2 separate regions of the Homo sapiens genome follow, and region 2 is linked to region 1. Evidence: chromatin contacts called from ENCODE Hi-C or POLR2A ChIA-PET data. All regions are on one chromosome and are shown on one strand. Each heading gives the region's core, a stretch centred on a gene start or an enhancer-like site at or near the end of the contact. The rest is flanking DNA. Distances are from core to core; before and after follow the strand shown. Region 1 holds the start of CRK (CRK proto-oncogene, adaptor protein). Region 2 holds the start of CAMTA2 (calmodulin binding transcription activator 2).

The links. A loop is a pair of places that touch in the nucleus more often than their neighbours do. ChIA-PET counts read pairs that join two places held with the same protein, here RNA polymerase II (POLR2A).
Region 2: a map of transverse colon shows a loop between it and region 1 (27-fold over the local background). The contact joins the promoter of CAMTA2 here to the promoter of CRK in region 1. A Hi-C loop is called at or near these places in 1 of 168 maps with a recorded cell type or tissue (transverse colon). POLR2A ChIA-PET finds 5 or more read pairs at or near these places in 1 of 52 experiments (MCF 10A).

What each region holds. Positions count from the first base shown.
Region 1 is chr17:1,454,498-1,459,377 of GRCh38, forward strand. It overlaps CRK (CRK proto-oncogene, adaptor protein), which reads right to left and starts at 1,735. Exons shown (of 3, transcript NM_016823.4): 1 at 1,380-1,735. The coding sequence starts at 1,620. RefSeq lists an enhancer at 904-1,889 and silencers at 1,154-1,283, 1,394-1,453, 1,544-2,043.
Region 2 is chr17:4,984,826-4,989,927 of GRCh38, forward strand. It overlaps CAMTA2 (calmodulin binding transcription activator 2), which reads right to left and starts at 2,850. Exons shown (of 23, transcript NM_015099.4): 1 at 2,768-2,850; 2 at 1,367-1,461; 3 at 1,055-1,158. The coding sequence starts at 1,397. It overlaps INCA1 (inhibitor of CDK, cyclin A1 interacting protein 1), which reads right to left. Exons shown (of 7, transcript NM_001394789.1): 4 at 5,065-5,102; 5 at 4,603-4,799; 6 at 3,954-4,119; 7 at 3,305-3,729. The coding sequence ends at 3,580. It overlaps CAMTA2-AS1 (CAMTA2 antisense RNA 1), which reads left to right and starts at 2,919. Exons shown (of 3, transcript NR_187235.1): 1 at 2,919-3,400; 2 at 3,591-3,767; 3 at 3,862-5,102. RefSeq lists a silencer at 2,330-2,869.

The DNA of each region.
Region 1 (4,880 bases), core at 485-2,984:
AGAGCAAGACTCCGTCTTAGAAAAGAGTAAAATAAAAATTGGTGTGTGTTAACAAAGAGACTGCCTATCCAATTCTCTATTTCTGGCCGGAGCGAGTAAATCTAAATTAGAACTATTCTACAAGGGCAAGTCTACAAAGGACGGCTCAAGAGCTTCCTGATTCATATGAGACTAGTCTGAACCCATTCTCAGCTGGCCAAGAAGAAACTGCTTCGACTTGGCAACAGCGTGAAGGCACGAGGACTCCTGATGCTGTTACACAGGTACACATACAATGAGAACCCCAGAATTACTTTGTACCTCACAAATCTCCAGTACTAAGGGCATCTATCTATTCCCTTAAAACAGTCCCAAATCAACTCCAACGGCATCGGTAAGACAGTCAATCTCAGGGATCCCTCCCTGGCAAGGAAAACCCAGCGCAGGTAATTTATGTTCTTGGCGTAGAGTCTGTTCCCAATATCCAGGAAGACTCAGCCCGCAGCCCCATCTTACTGAGCAAGGTGACGCCCTGAAGTACACACCGACAATGTTTAAGTCCAAGGAAAATGAAGTTCCAGTCACTTACAGGGAAGGGTCTGTTTCCATTGCCTCACTTCTGGTTTATTTTGTGGAATAAAATGTCTTTCCTCCACTAAACACTTTGAAAACCAGAACTCTCTAACGGCGGACAGTCTTCTGGACGCTTAGATCTCTTGCACATAGCCAGGCATCGCCTTAAACTGGGTTGGGCTGGTCACTGAAGGCTTTCTGCTACCACTATTTCTTCTAGCACTTAGTTCACCACCTTCGTCCTCCACGGGGGAAGAGAACGGTACAAAGATTTTGGAAAAATGCCCAAGAAAGGAAAAAATTGACCGGTTTCCTGAGGGTGTCTCCATCCCTCCCGGCCAGTATGTGGTGACTTCCTACCAAAGGCCACCAGGGGAGCACGGCCAAACCCGGCTCTCCAACACGGCAGGAAACGTTTCCAGCCTAAAAGCCACTTGTAGGATTATCGGATTCATTCTGGGCGCCGCTGCCAAGTGATGCCCCCGCAGTGCCAACATCTCCCTCAGCTCTTTGTCCCCACGTTGCCTTGCCCTGCCCTACCCTTGCGCCTGGCCCGGGAGCCAGCCCCACCCTGGGGCCGAAGCAGTTCCCCTTCCCCGCGGCTGCCCTCCCCAGGCACACCCCGGGGCCTCGGTCCGCGGCTCCTCCTCCCCCACACTCCTGCTCCCCGGGTGAGAGCGAGCCCGAGCAGCCGGCGGGCCCCTGCCACGGTCACCCAGCCCTCTGCCCACGACCCCCGAGGGTCCGCTCTCGAGGACCAGCCAGCCAGGCTGGGAGTTCCGCGGCCCTCACCCCGCCCAGGGCCCGCCGTCCCGTCAGTCCCTCACCGGGCGGAGGCTGGGCGGGCGACGGTGGCACCGGCGGGCGCGGGCCGCTGCTGTTGATGATGTAGTGGGAGACGCGCGAGTTCTCTGAGACGCTGAGCACATAGTCCCCGGGGCTGGTGCTCGAGTCCCGCACCAGGAACACCCCGTGCCGCTGGCCCTGCAGCAGCGCCACCGCCTCCTGCCGACTCAACCTCCCCCAGTACCAGCTACTCCGCTCCTCCGAGTCGAAGTTGCCCGCCATGGCTGCCTCCGCGCCTAAACGCTGGGGTGCCGCCGCCGCGCGCGCCCCTCCGGCCCCCGGCGCCCGCCGCCCAGCGGACCGGCTCCGGTTTCAGCTTCACAGCAGCGCCCGAAATGGCGGCGGCAGCCGCGGGCCTCCCCCTCCGGAAATGACGCGCTCCCTGCCCGAGGGAGGCTGCCGGGAAGGGGCCCGCGGCCCGCCATTGGGAGAAGGGCAAGGCGCCCTCGCGCGCGCACTGCGCATGCGGATTCATGGGCGGTGCCGCCCTTCCCGGGCCCGGGCTGCGGGGGATGGGAGGCGGGGTCTAGGGCCCGAGGGGCGGGGCCTCGCAGCCTCCCGCAGAGACGCGCGCCTGCGCTGCGGACAGAGCGGTGCTTCTCGTCTGGGCCCCGGTTCCTGGACGACCTGGGACTTCTAGGCAGCGACTCCCAGACAGAATTGGAGGAGAAAAGATGCGTGTGGCCCTGGGGCCTGAGTTCTCGGCCAGGCTTCCTGCGATATCAGTCTGTTTCTTTTTTCTTTTTCTTTTTGAGACGGAGTCTTGTTCTGTCGCCCACGCTGGAGTGCAATGGCGCGATCTCGGCTCACTGCTCCCGGGTTCAAGCGATTCTCCTGCGTCAGCCTCCCGAGTAGCTGAGACTACAGGCGTGAGCCACCGCGCCCGGCTGTTTTTTGTATTTTTAGTAGAGACGGGGGTTTCACCATGTCGGCCAGGATGGTCTCAATCTCCTGACCTCAGGTGATCCGCCCGCCTCGGCCTCCCAAAGTGCTGGGATTACAGGCGAGAAACATCGCGCCCGGCCACGTCGGTCCGTTTCTGCTCGTTCCTCTAGCTTCTCCACAGACCAGCTGACGTTCTCATTTTCATTGATTCACCTAGGACATTGTTGTTGACACTCCACTTGCACTGCGGGTGCAAAGGTTATCATGGCTGGGCCCTGCACTCCTCGAACTCACAGACCAGTGAGAGGAACCAGGAAACTGGATGACAAAAGGATGACAAATGCTGACAAACGCTATCATGGGAAACGGACATGAACACAGAGCAGAGCCCCCACAGCCAGTCTATGGAGTAATCCAGGAGGGCTTCCCAGAGGAGGCAGCATGTGTTGACTGCTGAATGACAAATGGGGAAGGACATTCTTTCTTTTTTTTTTTTTTTTTTTTTTGAGATGGAGTCTCGCTCTGTCGCCCAGGCTGGAGTGCCTGGGCGTGATCTCGGCTCACTGCAAGCTCCGCCTCCCGGGTTCACGCCATTCTCCTGCCTCAGCCTCCCGAGTTGCTGGGACTGCAGGCACCCGCCACCACGCCCGGCTAACTTTTTGTATTTTTAGTAGAGATGGGGTTTCACCGTGTTAGCCAGGCTGGTCTCGATCTCCTGACCTTGAGATCCGCCCACCTCGGCCTCCCAAAGTGCTGGGATTACAGGCGTGAGCCACCGCACTCGGCGGGGAAGGACATTCAAAGCAAAGGGAGCAGAGTGTACCAAGCCACGTGAAGTACAGAGTTCTCTTCTCTTTTGAGGCTTTGGGGTCACCTGCCCAGATAATTCTAAACACTAAATTGTAGCCAGGGGCATCTCCTACTCTCACTGCCCTCATGATTGCCTCTGGACTGTGTTCCTACGAGTGTCGTGCTCGCTGGTGCTCTTTCGTCTGGCTGCCCCTAATCGCACTGCAAACAACTCCCACTGAGTTTTCTAAAATACAGATCTGGCCGGGCGCCGTGGCTCATGCCTGTAATCCCAACACTTTGGGAGGCTGTGGCTGGCAGATCACCTGAGGTCAGAAGTTCGAGACCGGGCTGACCAATATGGTGAAGCCCGGTCTCTACTAAAAATACAAAAATTAGCCAGGTGTGTTAGCGGGCGCCTGTAATCCCAGCTACTCAGGAGGATGAGGCAGGAGAATCGCTTGAACCCAGGAGGCGGAGGTTGCAGTGAGCCGAAATCATGCCACTGCACTCCAGCCTGGGTGACAGAGGGAGATCCTGTCTCAAAAATATATATATATGTATACAAATCTGAATGTGTTGCTACCTTGTGTAAAACTTTTAACAGTCTTCAGGTGTTCAAACTCCCAGTTTAGCTCAGAGCATAAAATTGGGCCACAGTCTCTCTCTCTCTTTTTTTTTTTTTTAGATGGATTCCTGCTCTGTTGCCCAGGCTGGAGTGCAGTGGCGTGATCTCGGCTCACTGCAATCTCCGCCTCCCGGATTCAAGCGATTATCCCTGCCTCAGCCTCCCGAGTAGCTGGGACTACAGGCACCCGCCACCACGCCCGGCTAATGTTTGTATTTTCAGTAGAGACGGGGTTTCACCATATTGGCCAGGCTCATTTTTTTTTAATTAAAAATTTTTTCTGGCCAGGCATAGTGGCTCATGCTTGTAATCCCAGCACTTTGGGAGGCCAGGAGGTCAGGAGTTCGAGACCAGCCTGGCCAACATGGCAAAACCTCATCTCTACTGAAAATACAAAAAATTAGCCGGATGTGCTGGCAGGTGCCTGAAGTCCCAGCTACTCGGGAGGCTGAGACAGGAGAATCACTTGAACCCGGGAGGCAGAGGTTGCAGTGAGGTGAGATCGCGCCATTGCACTCCAGCCTGGGCGACAGAGCGAGACTCCATCTCAAAAAACATTGTTTTTCTTTATAGCCGAGCGTGGTGGCACATCCAGCTATAGTCCCAGCTACTCAGGAACCTGAGGCGGGTGGATCACTTGAGCCCAGGAGTTCGAGGCTGTATTGAGCTATGATCATGCCACAGCACTTCAGCCCAGGTGACAGAGTGAGACCACCTCTCTAAAATAATAATCATCATTTTTTTAAGAGATGAGGTCAGCTGGTCGCTGTGGCTCACGCCAGTAATCCCAGCATTTTGGGAGGCTGAGGCAGGTGGATCACGAGGTCAGGAGATCGACACCATCCTGGCTAACACGGTGAAACGCGGTCTCTACTAAAAATACAAAAAAAATTAGCTGGGCGTGGTGGCGGGCGCCTGTAGTCCCAGCTACTCAGGAGGCTGAGGCAGGAGAATGGGTGAACCCAGGAGGCGGAGCTTGCAGTGAGCTGAGATCGAGCCACTGCACTCCAGCCTGGGCGATAGAGTGAGACTCCGTCTCAGAAAAAAAAAAAAAGAGATGAGGTCTTCTTATGGTGCCCAGGTTGGACTCTAATTCCTGGGCTCCAGGGGTCCTCCTTCCTCAGCCTCCTCAGTAGCTGGGATTATAGAGGTACCACTGTGCTGGTCCACAGTCTCGTTT
Region 2 (5,102 bases), core at 1,600-4,099, 3.5 Mb after region 1:
CTGGCCAACATAGTGAAACCCCATCTCTACTAAAAATACAAAAATTAGCCAGGTGTGGTGGCGTGCCTGTAGTCCCAGCTACTCCGGAGGCTGAGGCAGGAGAATGGCGTAAACCTGGGAGGCAGAGCTTGCAGTGAGCCGAGATCGCGCCACTGCACTCCAGCCTGGGCGACAGAGCGAGACTCCATCTCAAAAAAAAAACAAACAAAAATTAGCCGGGCGTGGAGGCACATGCCTGTAATCCCAGCTACTTGGGAGGCTGAGGCAGGGGAATCACTTGAATCCAGGAGGCGGGGGTTGCAGTGAGCCAAGATCGCGCCATTGTACTCCAGCCTGGGCAACAAGAGCGAGACTCCGTCTCAAAAAAAAAGGCCCTGGAGTAAGTTAGATAAACTATGAGGTAAATCAGTTTCCTCATCAATAACATAGGAGCAATAACAGGGCTTGCTCTATAGAACCGTTAGAGGATTAAATGAGACAAGGCAGGCCAAATGTTTAGCACGGTGCCCAGTATGTAAGGAATACTTTACTGGCAGTAGCTTTTGTTTTTACCCAGGTGGCTATGCCACAGAAAAGAGGGCTCCTTCAAGATCCATGTCTTTTTGTTTTTGTTTTTGAGACGGAGTCTCACTCTGTCACCCAGGCTGGAGTGCAGTGGCGTGATCTCAGCTCACTGCAGCCTCCGCCTCCCTGGCTCAAGTAATTCTCCCGCCTCAGCCTCTCGAGTAGCTGGGATTACAGGCGTACATCACCACGCCTGGCTGCTTTTTGTATTTTTAGTAGAGACGGGGTTCCACCATGTTTGCCAGGCTGGTCTTGAACTCCTGACCTCAGATGATCCACCCGCCTCAGCCTCCCAAAGTGCTGGGATTACAGGCATGAGCCACCATGCCCGGCCAAGATCCATGTTTTTATACCTCTCCTAGGATCCCCAAAGAGCTTAGAATGGTGCTCTGCACTTAGGAGTGTTGACAGACACGGAAAGACCCCCCACTCACCCTCCTCCAGCCTACTAGGTCTTGCTGGGCCCCAACCCCCAGCCTCCCTAGAAAACCTCATTTGTATTCCACCGTAGCCTCTCTGGAGGCAGCAGCGGGCAGCGAGGAAGACACTCCAGCAGCTTCTTGGGGAGAAAGATCTTCAGGTGGTGGCTGTTTTCTAAAGGGAATTAGAAGGGAGGGTTTAGTGTGCTACCCTGGGGCATCCCTGTGATAGTCCAAGGGGAAAGGGCTGAAGGCAATACAGAGCACTGGGGAAAACTGAAACCTCACTAAGGAGAACAGAAAATCCAAGAATTAGAGGGCCACTAAAGCGTGGGGAGAACGAAAGGCTGTGGCCACATTGGGAACCTGGTTTGTGAACTTACCAGCAACCTCGGTGGTGTCCTTGGTATTCATGGTGAGGGCTCCAGGGGGCAAGGTCACCCCCGGCCTGAGGGGCCGGGGGGAGGGGGAGTCTGTGCTGGGAAGGGAGAGAACAAGGTCATGGCAGAAGCCCCCACATTAATCCAGGATGAGAAGTATGAGGTAGGGAGTGGGTATAGAACTGGGTCATAGTATCTGGGAAGGATGAGGAAAGGGAGGGAGGGGCTGACTGTGATGTGACAGTAGAAGAGAGAACAACACACAGTGCCCGGAGCCAATATGAGTGAGCAGACTGGACAGGAAGAGTGAGCAGGAAGAAATGGGTTGGGGTGGGGGAGCGGGGAGAAGACTGGCAGGGCTTGGGCCTCAGAGGCCCTAAACCTTGAGCTTTTGCACAGACTGGGGCTATGGTTGGGTCAGGTCCTGGGGGTTGGGACTCAGGCCATCCGGTCCTTGGAGGATGGTTTGGCAAGAGAGCCTGGATCCTGGGGGCAGGGCAGGAGATTCTACCTCCGGTAGAAGCTAGGCCTTTAGAAGACACGCCCTGAGTTCCTTCTCTGTTTGATTTTTCCAAGGGGAAGGGCAGATCTGATAACTGAACCTAACCTATTCTCTCCTCCAGGTTGGTTAGGACCTGATAGAATCTGGGCCAGACACCCAGATTCCCACCCTCAGGACAACCCACCCTCCGGCTGACAGCCCTCTCTACGTAGCTCCCTCTCCCCAAACGCCTCTGCCTCCCCTGGCCTCCAGGCCTAGCCTACCCCATCTACCGCTCTGGCTCCAGCCTGAGCCCCCCGCCCTCCTCGGGGAACAGATGGGAGCTGGCGGAGGCTCTCAGCACGGGCTCCGCCAGGTGTCCAGGATGGAGATGGGAGGAGGCCCGTCGGGCTCGGCTATGTGCAGTGAAGCTGGGGTTGGGGTAAGGACTCCGCCCCAGGGCGCAGGTGCGCAGTCCTGGCTAGGCAGCCTGCCAGGGTGCGGAGCGGGAGCGGGTCCTTGGGCTGCACTTGGGCGGCGCCGGATCGGACGCTTGGCACTCTGGGCGGCCCCCCGGCGGAGTGGTGGTCCCAGGAGAACCTCCGAGGTGGGAGGGTCCCGCCCGCATAGAGGGATGTTCTGGAGAAGCCGGGAGCAGAGTCCGCGGGCACGCGGTGGGCGAGGGACAGTGCAGGTGCCGGGTGCGGGGGTCTCCGGGACAGTCCCCGGCACGCGCTGGTCCGCCGTGGGGCCCTGCGGTGAGCGGCGCCCCCTGGCGCGGGGGAGGAGGACGGAAGCGGGAGGTGAGGGCGAACCGGGAAGAGGGACGGTGGTCCCTGGCGCGGCGCTCCGCGTCGGGACCTGGAGGAGCTGCGCCCTCTGGCGCGGGGGCGGAGAGGCGGGCGAGAGGCCCTGGCTCTTACCTCCCGGGGTCCCGCGGGTGACGGCGGCAGCGGCCATTCTACCCCACACCGACCCCCCCCAGCGCCGGCTGACAGCGGCGTCTAACGTCACTGCGCACGGGGCGGGGCCTCCCAATTAAGGGGATGAGGGTCAGGAAGGGAACCTGGGGTCAGCACACGTGGAGTTCTGGGTGGGGCGCTGGGCAGAGGGACTCGGCTTCTAGGGCTCTGAGCCAGGCCGAGGGACAGACTGCTGGGAAGTCCCCAAAAGGGCAGCAGCACTGAGGGGCAGGATTCCAGGGTCCTGGAGGCGGAAGCTCGGCCGACTGACTCCCAGTTCGAGAGAACGGGGCGGGGGCAGCCCACCAGTGCTGGAACCCGAGGGGCCGGGCGAGGAACGCTGGACTGGGAGCAGGACCCTTCTCGCCTCGGACAAGACTCCTTGTCTGGGGACCCAGCCCGACTTCATTGTAGCTGGGTCCTCGAGAAAGCGAAAGGAGCCCTCCTTCCCCATTGGCCTCTCCATCGCTGCATCCCAAGAAGAAAGACAACTCGGGCTCCACTTGCTTGCTTTTTAATAACAGAGCAGAGAGAATACAAGGCCAGGAGCGGGGCCTGGAGGAAAACAGGACTTGGGGTGCTCCTGTGAGAGCGGTGGGTTGAGATGGGAGCCCACGGGGGCTGTTAATGCCTAGTTCAGAGGATGGGAAAGGCAGTTGGAGAGACGAAGGAAGGGGAAACGCCTTCATGTCAGCAATGAGGGTGACTCTAGTGACGGAACTAGTCTTGGGTCCCTGGGGCACCACTAGCCTCTCGGCATCGGTGGTTTCTCCTTACTCTTCAGACGCTGCCAACTCCATCCCCCAGGGATTGTGAAGGGGGTTCCTTCTGGCTGTGACAGTGCTGAACGAGGCCAGAGAGTGCAGCTGCCTGGAGGCACAAGCCTCCTCCTGATCCAGGGGGCTCCAGGGAGACCAAAGCAGCTGTCAAGATGAGAGAAATTGAAAAAGAAAATGGAAAAGTAGGTCTTCTTTCCAGATTTCCTAGTACCCAAGCTTAGGTACCTCGAAGTCTCTGGTTCTCACCTACGTTATTTTTGTTTCTCTCAAATCCAGCTCTCCAGCCTGGCTCTCAGCTTCTGCATCTCCATGCAAGACCAGAGACCCACATCACTCCCTCACTCCACCCAGTTCCACTCCAACAATACCTGGGCCCTGCCAGGAGTGAGAAAACGGTCCTCTTCCTGTGGATAGGTTGCTCTCTCCTCTTCCAGATCAGGGTATTCATTGGTGCTGGGGAATCCACAGCCCTCTTCGCCAAGCACCACTGGCTCAGATGCAGCCCCAGAGCTGCCCCACTGGGCCTTCTTCAGTCTGTGGAGACTTTAGGCTGAGGAGAGAAGTGCCTGGAGGCCAGGCTTCCTGTCTCTCCATTCTTCACCTTTCTGTTCTGAAATACTTCCTGCTGGGACTCCAGGGAGTTGTCATTTGACCTTTAACCCTCCACTCCCAATTTTCTGCTCCCCTCAGACTGAAGCATATTGTCTAGGAACCCAGAGGTGACCCCAACCTCCCCACTGTCCTCCAGTTCTATGGTTTGCTTTCCTGTCTTCAGTGATCTAGTTTCCACTCCTTCCAGCTCATGTGGCTCATCCTCCTTACTGCAGTTCCCTCCTTCTTTCCATATTACAGAAATCTGTTTCAATCACACCAAAGCCCACAGCTTCCTTCCAAGCAACCTCCCCTCAAAGCTCCCCTCAAACCTCCCCTCAAAGCTGTCAACCCCTTCCTTAGCTCAAACTGTTCTGCCCCCAAATCCTGCATGACTCCCAGAACCCAGATGTCTCCCTTCCTTACTCGTTGATGATGCTCTGACGCCTTCTTAGGTCCTCCAGGTGGTAAGTGACAGCCCTCACCCGGGCGGGGACTCCCCCAAGGCCCTGCTGCTGCATTCCTTCCAAACATGGCCTCCTCTTCTTTCTTCTCCAAAGCATTTCAGGGGGTGGGAGCTGCTCAGGAGGATACAGACCAAGCTGGGAGCAACCAGTGGCTCTCTGTGCCAGAGAATGGGGAAAAAGAGCTAGAAAGAAGAACTGGCTCTCTCAAGGGAGCTTGGATTGAACTAGGTAGGGAGTCTGGGGTCTTGGGAAGACCCCTGTGATCTCGAAAACATGATGACTGATTCATAGAAAGGAAGGCCTGGTCAGTGCACTGGTTGGGGAATAACAGAGGGAAGCGGTAATAAGGAGAGCTTGGGACAGGACAGCAGTGGGTGCAATTTTAACAGAGAAATGTTAAACGGCAGAGGGTCTGTCTTACCAGCATGGGTGGAATGTGCTGCTCCTCCAGCCAAGTGG